Linked DNA regions of Homo sapiens: region 2 is linked to region 1. The links are chromatin loops, found by intact Hi-C in ENCODE. Cell type or tissue: psoas muscle. All regions are shown on one strand. Links, peaks and the distances in the headings refer to the core of each region. The heading gives the core; the rest is flanking DNA. Region 1 overlaps WNT7B (Wnt family member 7B). Region 2 holds the start of LOC105373069 (a long non-coding RNA gene).

Region 1 (4,000 bases), core at 1-4,000:
GCTGAGCTTCCTTCTGTGTGGCCCTGGCTCTGCCCTCAGGCCCCACCCAGGGCCCCTGGAGGGGAAACTCCTCCCCCTGGTGAGCCAATCTAAAACACACACTCCCCACCCACCTCCTGGATTTCCAAAATGTGACCTCCGAACACCCTGTGGAATGGCAAGCAGGAAAGCCAGAGATCTACCCTGGGATCTGCTAAGGGAAGGAGAGCCAATCCCTCCCTCGAGGCTCAGCCCCTGCCCGCCAGGAATGGAGAGAAGGGCCCTGCTTTCTTTGCAAGCCATCTTGGCTACGCGCAGCGGTAGAAGGGGGAAGCTGGGCCCAGGTGTGTCGTCAGGGGTTAAATGACCTGGAAGCCCATTGCATTAAGGAGGAGGTTGGGGAGTCTGGGACCAATGGGCTGTCTGTTCTGTCCTCCTGTCACTCCTAGCCTGTGGCCTTGAGTGAGCCCTTTAACCTCTCAGCCTCCCTTTCTTCATCCAAAAAATGGGGTCACAACACCCCCTTCACTGCGTGCTGCCTGTGTTACTCCTGAGGGCCTTTGCCCTGTGGGTGCTGGAGATATGTGTCCCAATGAACACCTGTAGATACCAGGAGAATCTTTCTTATTGTTAATGACTGTGATGTCACTGAGGCTGACACCCTGGGGACTCCTCCAGATGGTGTATTCCAGGGCATCTGCATCCCAGGAGCTGGGATTTTCAGGGTCATAAAGTTCTGACCAAAGATCAGAGGTTGTATGCATGGATGGGGTATTACGTGATCACTTCCCTGCATGCTGCCTGTGTTTAATTACACGGGGGGCCACCTGGGCACGTGCAGCCATCACACACATGTGCCCCTAAGCCTGGTGCAACTCACATGTACAACCCCTGGAGGACTCCAGTACCAGCTGGAACCAGAACTCAGCCCTCACAATGCCCTTAGGGGTCAGGGCCCTAAGAACAAATGCACCTGGGATTTGGAGCAATTTGAAAACCTGATGGCTTCAGGGAGTCAGTTTCTCACCCAGGGCCCTTTTTGGACTGAGCGGCCTTCAGCTCCAGCCTTGGAGGAGGCCAAAGCAGAACTCAGAGGAGCCCGTCTGGAGTCTGGACACTCTCTGCTCACTGGAACTGGAGTCGCTGCAGTTCTAGGACCAGCCCTGCCGAAAGCCTGTCCCTGCCTTTGGGGCCAGAAGCAGAGGGGCCCGAGAGCCCTGGACTAGGGGGGATGAAGGTGGAGGAAGTGGCTGCTTCCTCCTGGATGATGAGCCTCCACACCAGGTCTAGAAGTTAGAAAATCCTCTTCCTCAGGACGACGGGCCAGACCGCCCAGCCTTCCCTTGTCTTGCCATCTTCCTGCTTTGTGCTGTGATTCAGATGTAAAGGGATGGTCATGTGGAACCAGAATTGGCTAACGACAGGAGGTGGGACACTAGACCTATGTTTCTGGGCTTAAACAAAAAATAAAAGGAACTCGAGGAGGGAGAACGTCTTTGTAGGTCTACTTCTCCACAAACCCATCCCCGCCAACCGCTCAAAGGAGAGCAAAAGAAGCAGGATGGGGAAGCCAGAGTGGGGAAGCCTCTGTGTGAGGAGAGCAGCACCTGCTGGCGATGCCTTCCCACTGGCGGCCTCTCCAAAGAGGTGCCCAGGCAGGGTCGTGCAAGCTCAGCACCAGCACAAGGCTGGGCCTGGTTAGCCATGGCAGTGCCTGTGTGCGACCCACAGCCAGCCTCCCTAAACCCAGGGCACACGGGGGCAGAGGCTCAGGACACTCAATGCATCTGTGCACACACACCTGTCCTCACAGACTGCCCACGCTCCCGCAGGCACACACAGGCACATGTAGGCACATGCATGCACACACGCGCATACGTTGCCGAGCACAGCCCCCCAAGAGGAGCACAAGCCTCCGCGCAGTTCCCCCGGGGAGCCGCCCCCACGTGCACCTTCTGGAGCCAGGCCAGAGCTGTGTGGCTCCCTAAAGGTGGGGGTACGGGTGTCCCAGCCAAGGCAACTTGGGCAAGCCCTGGAGGCGGCTCCCACCGCACGCTCCGGTCAGCCTCCCCTTTAAAAAAACCCGCCGGGGGAGGAGGCGGATGTAGGGGCGGCCCGTCCAATGGCAGCTGCGCGCCTCGGGAGACTTGGAGAAGTGAGCCAGAGCGAGCGACAGAGCCGGTTCGCACCGACAGACGGACGGAGGTCCAGACCGCAGCCAAGGCGCGCCCGCTGCCCCCGGCCGGGTCCCCGCCCCGCACTCCAGCCCCAGCTCCCGCCGCTGCCCCAGACCCAGCGCCATGCGCGGCCCTAGCGGCGGGGCACGGGCGACAACTGCGCCCGGGCCCACGAGACCCGGCCCCTAGCGCCCAGCGCCGCCGCCCTGCATCGGGGAGCTCCGCGGGGACCCCGGCCTCAGCTGGCCCAGGCGCCCGGCCCGCGGAGCCTGTTCAGCCCCGCCAGGCACGCCGGCCCACCATGCTTCTACTGTCGCCGCGCAGCGCGCTCGTCTCCGTCTATTGCCCGCAGATCTTTCTCCTCCTGTCCAGCGGCAGCTACTTGTGAGTGCCGCGGGCGGCGTGCGGGGTGGGCGGGTGGGCTCCCCCCGGGCCTCCAGCGCTGGAACCGGGCGGGCAGGGAACGCGGCAGCGAGGCCCCTGGGCGGGGCACCGGGTGACCGTCGCGCGCGGGAGCCGGGGGACTTTAGGTCGCCTCGCCAGCCTAAGCTGCCGAGGTGGAGCACTTGGCGGGCAGCTACGGCAGTGAGAAGTCCTGGCTCTGGGGTCAAAGAAAGGATGGCCTGAGAGCGGCTCGACTGCGGGAGTAGAGCAGGCTGTGCACGCCCAGCGCGAGGGCCCGCGGGCACGCGAGCGGCGCCGAGATTCCCTGCGCGTCCCAGCAGAGTCCTGGACCAGCGGGGGACCCCTCCCCATATTAACCCACGCGGCGCGCAATACCATGCCACACTTGGGAGAGCCGCACTCACACACCCGCTCCCTCGTGCAAACACCGGCATGCACGTGCACGCCGCGCTTCACCGGACAGCGCCCGGACTGTACCCCGAAGTCGCTGCGGCTTCTCGCGCCTTCCTGCCGCGCTGGGTAGCCTGATCCCTGCCCCTGCCGAGTCCTCACCTGGGGGCGAGGAGGACGCGCATTGCGTGCTGGCGGCCGCGTTCGCCCAGTTGTCTCGGCCAAGGGAGAGCGCGGAGCGTGGGCGCGCGTGTGTGTGCCCGGCAAGGCAGAGCCCACGGGGCTCTGAGAAGCTCCGGGCAGGGCCGAGTCCAGCCCAGTGAGCCCAGGGGGCGCGCAGTGGTGGCTTCGCCGAATTCCTAATGGGACGCATATGCTCTGGCCTCTGACTTAAAAAGAAGTTTCATTTATGGAACCGCCGTTTGGGGGAATTTAAGCTGGATGCTACTGATTAAACCTCAGAGCCTGCTCTCCCTCCCCTTCTCTTCCCTTCCCCCTCCCCCTCCTTTACACGCGGGCCACGTCCGGGGTCGCCTGACGCGGCCAGAGGGGGCAGCCGCTGCCTTCCCGCTCCCTGCGCCACCCCCTCCCCCCATGCGGTTGCAGTCCTAATACATCGCCTCGCCCCCACCCCCATTTAATAAAGACGCAGCCAATTTCTCCTCTTGCTCCTAGGAAATTACTATCCTACCAGTTTTCCTTCTATAAATAGTCGCGCATCTTGAAACAAAAGTTCGCAACCGCAGCCAGATGCTGCGAGGCCCGCGGTTTCCCGGGCTGTGGGACATAATTACAAGGTCCGGGCACAGAGAGCGCTCCAGGCCCGGCGGGCAGCCCCGGCTGCGGAGGCATCGCCTGAGGGGGGCGGGGCAGCAGGGCGCATGCGGGTGGGGACCGCCTGAGCAGTGGGGACCCAGGCTGATAAAGTGCCAGGGTCCCTGGGTCCTGCTTCTGGTGTCCTTTCCAGGAACTGGATCAACCAGGGGACTTTGGAATTTCAGCGTCTAGCGGTTGGAGGCCAGGAAGCCTCCCCCTCCCCAGAATCCTGG
Region 2 (8,486 bases), core at 2,573-6,572, 330 kb after region 1:
GCGCCACTGCACTCCAGCCTGGGCGACAGAGCGAGACCTGTCTCAAAAAAAAAAAAAAAAAAAAAAAAAAAAATCAGTGTTTTGAACAGAGAACTTAGAGGCTTAAATATGCATGTGATTAAATAAAAGACATATATTACCTAGAAAAAACAGGTATTATTCTCACACAGAAAAACGTTGGGTAAAATAAACATTCCTATTGGATGGATTCAATTTTAAATGATTCCTCTTATACAAATTTTGTTTCAACCATTCCTCTTAACAAAGAAATGGCGAAGCCCTCCTAAAGCCCTCCAGAACAGACTGAACAAAGGAAAAAAGATGCTTGTCAACTCAAATATGAAAGGCCTGCTCCAAGCTCCCCTAATTATATCTTGGAAGGGAAGCTTTGTCCTATTGACATTCGGGATCATTTTTCACAAGCTCAGGTTACTCCCTTGAAGATTTTTAGGAAGTTTCATGATATGGAGACATTGTTGAAAAATTGGCTGCTTGACTTCTGCCAGCAATCAGATACAGAGATCAAATCTGTTTCTGCCCACTTAGCTTAGAGCATTTCTGGTTATCTTGGGCAAAATGAGTTTGCAACTTTTAACTCAGACTTCTAAGAAGTCAGACGGTTTCACCCACTTTTTGTGTGTGTGGTTTTTTTTTTTACAAAGGATCTCTGAGGAAACTTGGCTGAAGGTGTGGGTTGATCTCTAATATCTGACATATTCTGCATTTGTAAATACCAGAGTACTTAAGAAGCAACAAAAATGGTTTTTATTTTATAAAGTGGAAGAAAAGATCCGAGGAAATACAACTCCTTTCATCAGACCCTTAGATCTTTCCTTTAAAACATAAAATTCTAAAGTAAATTGTGGGTTACTCTTGCCCTGTCCTGAATTCTAAGAGTTTGGCTGCTTAAAATATCATTAAAACATAATGAAATAAAGCTGACGTGGCCATGCTGCAGATTGATTGATGCATATCTGTTTATATGCTAATGAAAACTTTTGAGGAGCATATTTTTATATGGGGTCAAGATACTGAGCAGACCTCCTGTTTCTGGGCTGGGTCTTCATTCCTGGGAAAAGGAGTGTCTAGCAAATAGAAATATATTATAAATCACATTTTTAGCGAGAATGACAAAGCTTAGCAACCCTTGCCTTAGGGAACCTGTCCAATTTGTCAGTTAAAATTCAGCCTTCTGATATAAAACGAGCCCATTCATGTTGTGTGCGGGCTAATTCCTCGTGGAAAGAATCTGTTTGAGAGCTGTCAGCAGTGCAGAGAATGGGAGTAATACCAGGTAGAATGTGGGATCTCTGTGCAGGAGGCTTTGTGTCACTTCCTCAGTTTACCGCCTGTCCCTAAATCACTCACCCATGCAGGACCTTTCTCAGACCCTACATGGGCACGTGGGTGAGCCTCTGAAAATGCAGAGCTCCCTTCTAGGGGAGTTTTTGGTACTCAAGATTAGAACACAAGTCAGAATCTGTTCCCTTTATGAACAGATGGGAAGTATCTCATCTGAGTCTGTAAACCAAGGTAAAAGCGTTTCATTGAAAGGAGAGGGTGGCCAGGCGCGGTGGCTCATGCCTGTAATCCCAGCACTTTGGGAGACGGAGGCATGTGGATCACATGAGGCCAGGAGTTCGAGACCAGCCTGGCCAACAAGACGAAATCCCGTCTCTACTAAAAATACAAAAATTAGCTGGGTGTGGTGGTGCGCACCTGTGGTCCCAGCTCCTCAGGAGGCTGAGGCAAGAGAATCACTTGAACCTGGAGGCAGAGGTTGCAGTGAGCTGAGATCGCGCCAAAGGAAAGGGTCAAGGCAGATCCATTTCCCTCAACATTTGGGCACAGACAGGCCTTTCTGGTATAGGGGGAAGAGGCGGATTTTGATTTCGAGCCCCGTAATTTGTTGATTCTGAGAGTGTGCCCATAGACAGGTTCACTGAAGGCTGCGTGGACAGCAAATGCAACGGGCTTTATGTTGAATGGTGGCACACTTTGGGGAGCAGAGGATGCACTGTAGGCTCACACCCTACATCCGTGTGTTCCCTCTGTGTCCCAAGCCCAGGGGGATGCCCAGCCTCATCCTGCCCTGTCTTCCCAGGGCCAGCGGCAGTCAGCCCATGTGGCTGCTGCACGAACCCCGCACTGACGCTGGACCAAGGCCTTGAGTGCCGTGCACGGACCACCTGCTTCGGACCCCACACCTGCAGTGCTGGGGAAAATTACACCTTTTGGGGCCCCACGCCAGACCTCCCAGTCAGGATCTCTGGGGTCTGTGCCTGGGGACTGCACTGAACCTTCATCTCGGGTGATTTGAGAGCCCCATGAGAGTCCACCTGTGCCTTCCACACCTTTCCTCTGGGGGTGACCGTCCCACAGGGACCAGCCCCAGCCCTGCTCTCCGGGCCCCTACCACCACTGCCTCTTCAAACGCCGGCCCATGAACCCCACAGGCACCCCGTAAGGCCGGCAGCATCGTTTCCAGATGGGCCCAGAAGCTTGAGCCGTGGCAAAGCTCATGGGATTTGGGAGCTGGGATTCTGGGCTACTGTGCCTTGCACTCGCCCAAACCCAGCAGAGACTGTGGACTGGAGCAAGAGCGCTGTGAACCCAGCCTGGCTGCTCCCTGGAGAGGAGGGCGCGGGACTGGACTGAGCCCCACAAGCCTGAGGGAGGAGCACGGGCCTCAGGGGCTCCTGCTCTGGGCTACCACGGCTTCTTCCTGGCTGTGTTTCTTCTGGTCCATCGGGCAACCTCTCTGAATTCAACTGTCCAATCAACAAAACGTGGGTAAGGGAGCACCCCTTTGCCTCTTCCAGGGTGGAAGGGGAGGGCGGGGGTGACCCTCTCTCGGCTTCCTCCCCTGTCCACCTTCCCATTTTAGACCTGGGATGGGAGACGTGTAGACTGTGTTCCAGGATTCAGTCCCAGGTTCTTGGCAGATGTGAATGCTTGGCTGCCCTTCAGGCTGAGTGTAGCTGCCACAAAGACAAAGGGCCCAGCTGACCCTAGGGCTACTGTGTGCCCTCATTCTGAGGCCTGCGAGTTGCCAGCCCTATCCCTTCAAAGGGGTAGTTAGGTGCGTGTATCTCACACCTGGACGCATCACAATGAGGTGGGAAAGTCAAGCACCTCCACAGCCCTTCCCTCTGGGACCCAGGGGAGTCTTCCCAGCCCCTAGCACTCCCCACTCTCCACCAAGGCCAACCAGCACCTGAGGGCAGGCCCCTCCCTGCCCCCAGCACAACTTCCTGACCAGGGACCACAGGCCTAGGGTCTGTGTCACTGATCAACTGTGAAGGCTGAGACATAGCCACCCCCACCCATTCTGAAAAGGAAAAGCCCTCAGAGCTTCCCAGACTGGCACCTGCTCCTAGGGTGTGAGGAGGGTAGCACAGGGTCTGCCCTCAGAGACCTCAGGCTCAGAGAATCAAGCTTCTCCCTCCCCTCCTGGGACCTACAGGGTCTGAGATCGTCCACCAGGAGGAGGAGAAAGGAGTAGAGACCCCCTTCCTCGCTGCTGTCCTGGGACAGCCGGCACCCCTGGCACCCTCTGCCTCCCCACACTTCCATGGCTTTGCCCTCTTGGCTTTCTGAGCCTCTGCCAAGCTTCTGTGCATTCTTCAAGACCCACCTCAAAAGCCACCTCCAGGAAGCTGTCCTGGGTTCCTGTCCCTCGACCCCCAACAGAATTAACTGCCCTCTCCTCTGCTCCCGCCTCCTGCTCCAGGCCCCTGGGGCTCACAGCTCTCAGGCTGTGGTTTTTCTCACCTTCCTGCAGCACAGCACCTCCCTGCGCAGACCAACCTTATCCAATCAACAAACGGGCACTGAGTCCCTCCCTGAGCAAGCTCCGTGGAGGAAAGGGGCCGCCACGTGGGGGATGTGAGATAGTTTATCCCCTTGGCCTACATGTAGGGGTGGGCTGGATGAGGCACCCCTCTCATTGAAAGTCCTGTGGAGGCTCTGAGGGCACCCACAGTATCTAGAGCTGGGGCCAGAAGCTGGACCTGTTGCCAACCAAGACGCTGTCTCCCTGGCCCTTGCTTCCCTCACTGTGAGAATAGGAGCGGTGCACGCAAAGGCATGCCCTCAGCAGCCCTTTGAGGGGGGTGCTGTGAGGGGATTGGTGGCCAGGGCACAGAAAGGTTAAGTGGCTGGCTGAGGTCACACAGCAAGGCAGGTGCAACTCCAAGAGGTCTCTGCACAGGGCATGTTCTCTGTCTGCCCTCTCTGCTACTCCAGGTGTGGCCTCGGGAGAGGGCTGGTCTCCAACTGCACACTTCCTGGATAGCAGTGATCATGGACACATTTCAGGTTGGGCACTTGCAGTGCCAAGGGGAGGAGGACGCAATGTGAAGGGAAGGTTTCTTGGTCGTGGTCTGGATTGACAAGGAGGGCCAGAGGCAAACAAGGATCATCCAGACGGGACGGTTCACCTCTCCCTAACCTCCACAGCGACCCCAGGGCTGTTGGGCACCAGAGGAGGAAATGCTGACTCACTAATAGGAAGCTGGGACACACCCTCGTGTTGCAACCGTGGCCTCCCGGGGGTGCGTCGGCCTCATCTGGCCACTGGGCTGGCGTCCCCCTCTGCTTTCCATCAGCGCATACTGGATTCCCTCACCTTTTGCCGTCCCCACACTGCGCCACCCTGCACCTGGCACCACTCAGCACCTCCTCCTGGCCCTACCCGTCCGCCATGGAATCCAGCCACTGAGAAAGGCACCATTGAAACAGACATAATCATGGGTCAGAAGATGTGACTCAGCCTCTACTCAAATCTGTTTGTCAAACCAAAAGGTGCTTCGTGTTTAAGTCAAACTATCCCTAATGCATTTTCCATTCTCTTCAAAAACCACAGCCATCAGTTTTAAAAAAAGACAGAAAACATGAAGCACACTTCTCTTGCCTGGCTTACCATTTTCTTTGATCCATTAAAATCCAAGAGTGAGCCCTTCCTCGTCTCTAGAGTGTGGAGCAAAGAGGGAATAATTATCCATAAAGTGGCCTTCTGAGTGTTTGCTTTGCGATGAAAGAAAACTTTTGAGAGCTTGGAATAAAGAAGGAATATGTAAGTCTCTCCAGATCCCATCAATAATAATATTAATCAATTAATGATTTACTTGCGTTTTATATGTCTATTTGCTTTGCTATTCATAAGCATACATCGTTTCCTTAGAAACCCTGACATCAGCCAAACTCCATCTCTCTGGGAGCTAAAAGGCAGCTCTCAAGGAAAGACATACAGCTTCTCTCATTTTTTTTTTCAATGTTTGCAAATGGGAAATGATGAATTGATATATTCTAAGGAGCCATTTTTCTTCTTTCTTTTCCTTCCCATTACCATTGAAATCCGACATTTGAAACACCTACTGTATCAACATCTAATTCCCCACCTCCCTTCCCAACAATGCCTTTAGTCTTAACCAAATAACATTGCTTTCACCATGTGTGTCATTTATGTACATATGTGTATGTGCACACACACATATATATACAGTAAATATATATGCCATCAACCTCTTACTGACAAACAAAAATGTTGATTTATTTTCTTAGCTGACTTTAAAAACTTTAGTAATCTCCTTGCTCATGTACAAGACCATAGTAGAGCAAGGAGATTACTCCTTAATAGGAGCTCACAAAGTGTGGGTTGATGACGATAGAAAGTTCTGGATTTGCCAACTAAAAAGGCCACTTATCCACAATACCTCAAGTGGCAGCAAGTCAAATTTCCTTAGTACAAATACTTACAAGGGAATCGGGCAGACAGACAAATATAGATGGCTAAGAGTAGAGTGAATGGTGATTAAGGCACGCCCAACTCAATAACATTTTCTTTCATCTGCTGCTGCTGTGGAGAATATTCTTTAAAGAGGATTTTGTAAGTTTCCTTTTTGGGGACAGATTATAAAAGAAATTGGGCTGGGCGAGGTGGCTCACACCTGTAACCCCGGCACTTTGGGAGGCTGAGGCCAGCAGATCACCTGAGATCAGCCTGGCCGACATGGAGAAACCCCGTATCTACTAAAAATACAAAAATTAGCTGGGCGTGGTGGCGCGCGCCTGTAATCCCAGCTACTTAGGAGACTGAGGCAGGAGAATCGCTTGAACCCGGGAGGCGGAGGTTGTAGTGAGCCAAGATTGCACCACTGCACTCCAGCCTGGGCGACAGAGTGAGACCCTGTCTCCAAAAAAAAAAAAAAAAAAAAAAAAAAAAAGAAAAAAAAAAGAAAAGAAAAGAAAAGAAATTGAAGGCGAAGGCGTAGGAAGGGAAATCTACTTGCTGAGGAAAAATTAGAATATTTTCCAACAAGCAGAAAACTGGGAGGTCAAACAGGTGTTCCCCCATGTTAATGAACATCTTTTCATTTTTACAGGGGCTCCCTTTCCTGCAGTAGCTACTTTGTTTGGGTCTGAGAAGCACCAGTCATGGTCAAGGTGAAACTTAGTGGCTGGGATGGCTGGAGGAAGGAGCCGTTTGCTTATTCATTCAAGCAAATGAGGGTGTCCTCGGCGGGTAGGACAGCTCTTGGCCTCAGGAAGTCTCTGGTCTAGTGGGATGGAGCTATTCAGGCAGCAATGAGTTGGGGGTCTAGAAAAGAGATGAGAGCACAGAAGAGGGGGTTCATTCATCCTGAAAGGGGTTGGAAAGGCTTCCTCAGGACACAGAAGACAGAGGTGGAGCAGGGCCTTGGCAGGTGCAGAGGTCAGGAGAGAAGACATTGTTCTATGGCAAATTTCTGATTCTAAAACTATCACTTTCCTTCTCATATCAGCAAAATTCACCAGACTCAGAAAACTGCCCTGCCCCGTGACTTCCATCTGCTCCTCTCCTGATAATTGTAAAAGCCAATGAAGATTGTGCTTCTTAACTACACATCAGCCGGCTGATTGTAAGTGTTGGGAATATAATTAGGGGTACACGGCTCTGACCCTCACTCTTCGTAGGTTTAACAAGATTGGACTTACGCAATGGCAAGAAGGAAACCGAGATTGAAAATGACCAATTTTGCTGGTTGAGAGGCGTCTTGTTTTCTGGAAGAAACTGAGAATCTGCAGTTGTAGACTGGGAATGCTAGAACCTCTGGAGTGGCATCAACTCGATCGGGGGCCAAAACCATGAGAAAGCACCAATATTTTCCACCGTTTTTAACCAAACTCGGCTGTTGTTGGTCTAAAACCTGCCCTGGGTTTTGAGGGAGCGGTGCTTTTGTGAGCCCAGCTTGCCTTGAGTGCATGGATGGGAACCTGAAACCAGCCAGTCTTGCCTCCCACCCTCTCAACTTTTCCAGTAAAAAATGTGACGGGCACTTTTTTTCCAGTAAAACTGTTCCCCCAGCAGGACAGCCTATATGCAGCTAGGTTCCTGGCAAATGAGCAGGGAATAATAGCTGGCTAGAGGTGGGCGGGACTGAAATACAGCTGTCCACCTCTCCGGAAAACATCACCCAGGGTTCTCCCCATCCCCATCTGACCTTCCAGCCACTAAACAAATAAATAAGGCCTTAGAAGCTCCTAGAGTCAACCACAGCCTCAGCTTCTAAACCGAGGCTGTGATTCTACGAAACTCACCTCACATCTGTGTCATCTTTGAAAGACTCCAATGGCTGGATTGGTTTGATCCTATTCCGAAGGGCTTATAAAGAAGAATCCAGCCGGGTGTGGTGGCTCACACCTGTAATCCCAGCACTTTGGGAGGCCAAGGCGGGTGGATCACTTGAGCTCAGGAGTTTGAGGCCAGCCTGGGAAACATGGCAAAATCCCATCTGTACAAAATATACAAAAATTAGCCAGGCATGGTGATGTGCGCCTGTAGTCCTGGCTACTCAAGAGGCTGAGGTGGGAGGATCGCTTGAGTCTGGGAGGTAGAGGTTGCAGTGAGCCGAGATTGTGCCACTGCACTCCAGCCTGGGTGACAGAGCCAGACCTTGTCTCAAAGAAAAAACAACCCAAAACCTTAAACTCACTCAGTAAATGGAATGCTCCTGGCCTTGCTGCTCTTCATCTGACTGGGTTAAGTTCATGTAGAGAAGGGATCTGAAACATTTCTACATAGCTCCTAGTGATGCATGCATGCATGGGGGGATCCCTGGACCTCTCCCCTGAGCAGAGGCCGTTTACAGCTTGTAATTGTTTGCATTGCAATCAGTACCTACTGGAGACCTAACTACAGAGTTTTCTTGTGAGCACAATGGGAGCCTGGCTTGGAGATCTTTGCTGAGCCCCTATCCCCCAGGATGAGTTCCAAAGTCATTTATTTACCTGTGGCTTTCTCTCTTTCTTTCCTTCTCTTTTTTTCTTAATAATCCAGTTACTAATACTTTAAGTGGACTTCGTTGTTTTTTTGTTTTTTTTTGAAATGGAGTTTTGCTCTTGTTGTCCATGCTGGAGTGCAATGGCACGATCTCTGTTCACCTCAACCTCCGCCTCCCAGGCTCAAGCAATTCTCCTGCCTCAGGCTCCCAAGTAGCTGGGAC

What was found. Peaks named below come from ENCODE experiments on the same cell type or tissue, not always from the same donor. Only the 100,000 strongest peaks of a DNase experiment are listed, where the experiment ranks them.
Region 2: it touches region 1 in a loop (5-fold over the local background); 106 of 110 quality-filtered maps call a loop at or near these places.

What each region holds. Positions count from the first base shown.
Region 1 is chr22:45,970,695-45,974,694 of GRCh38, reverse strand. The region is part of intron 1 of WNT7B (Wnt family member 7B); the gene reads left to right. Among named protein-coding and RNA genes, the nearest start is that of WNT7B, 4.5 kb to the left of the region's middle. In psoas muscle, for the core only: no CTCF peak of the experiment used is centred there; no DNase peak of the experiment used is centred there; H3K4me3 peaks cover 1,878 bases; H3K27me3 peaks cover 4,000 bases.
Region 2 is chr22:45,635,232-45,643,717 of GRCh38, reverse strand. It overlaps LOC105373069 (a long non-coding RNA gene), which reads right to left and starts at 7,737. Exons shown (of 3, transcript XR_001755590.2): 1 at 7,582-7,737. LOC105373067 (a long non-coding RNA gene) reads left to right here and starts at 3,289. Exons shown (of 3, transcript XR_938308.3): 1 at 3,289-5,077; 2 at 6,387-6,447; 3 at 6,786-7,103. RefSeq lists enhancers at 3,560-4,331, 4,375-4,669, 3,958-5,157. In psoas muscle, for the core only: no CTCF peak of the experiment used is centred there; a DNase peak (open chromatin) is centred at 4,517; H3K27me3 peaks cover 313 bases.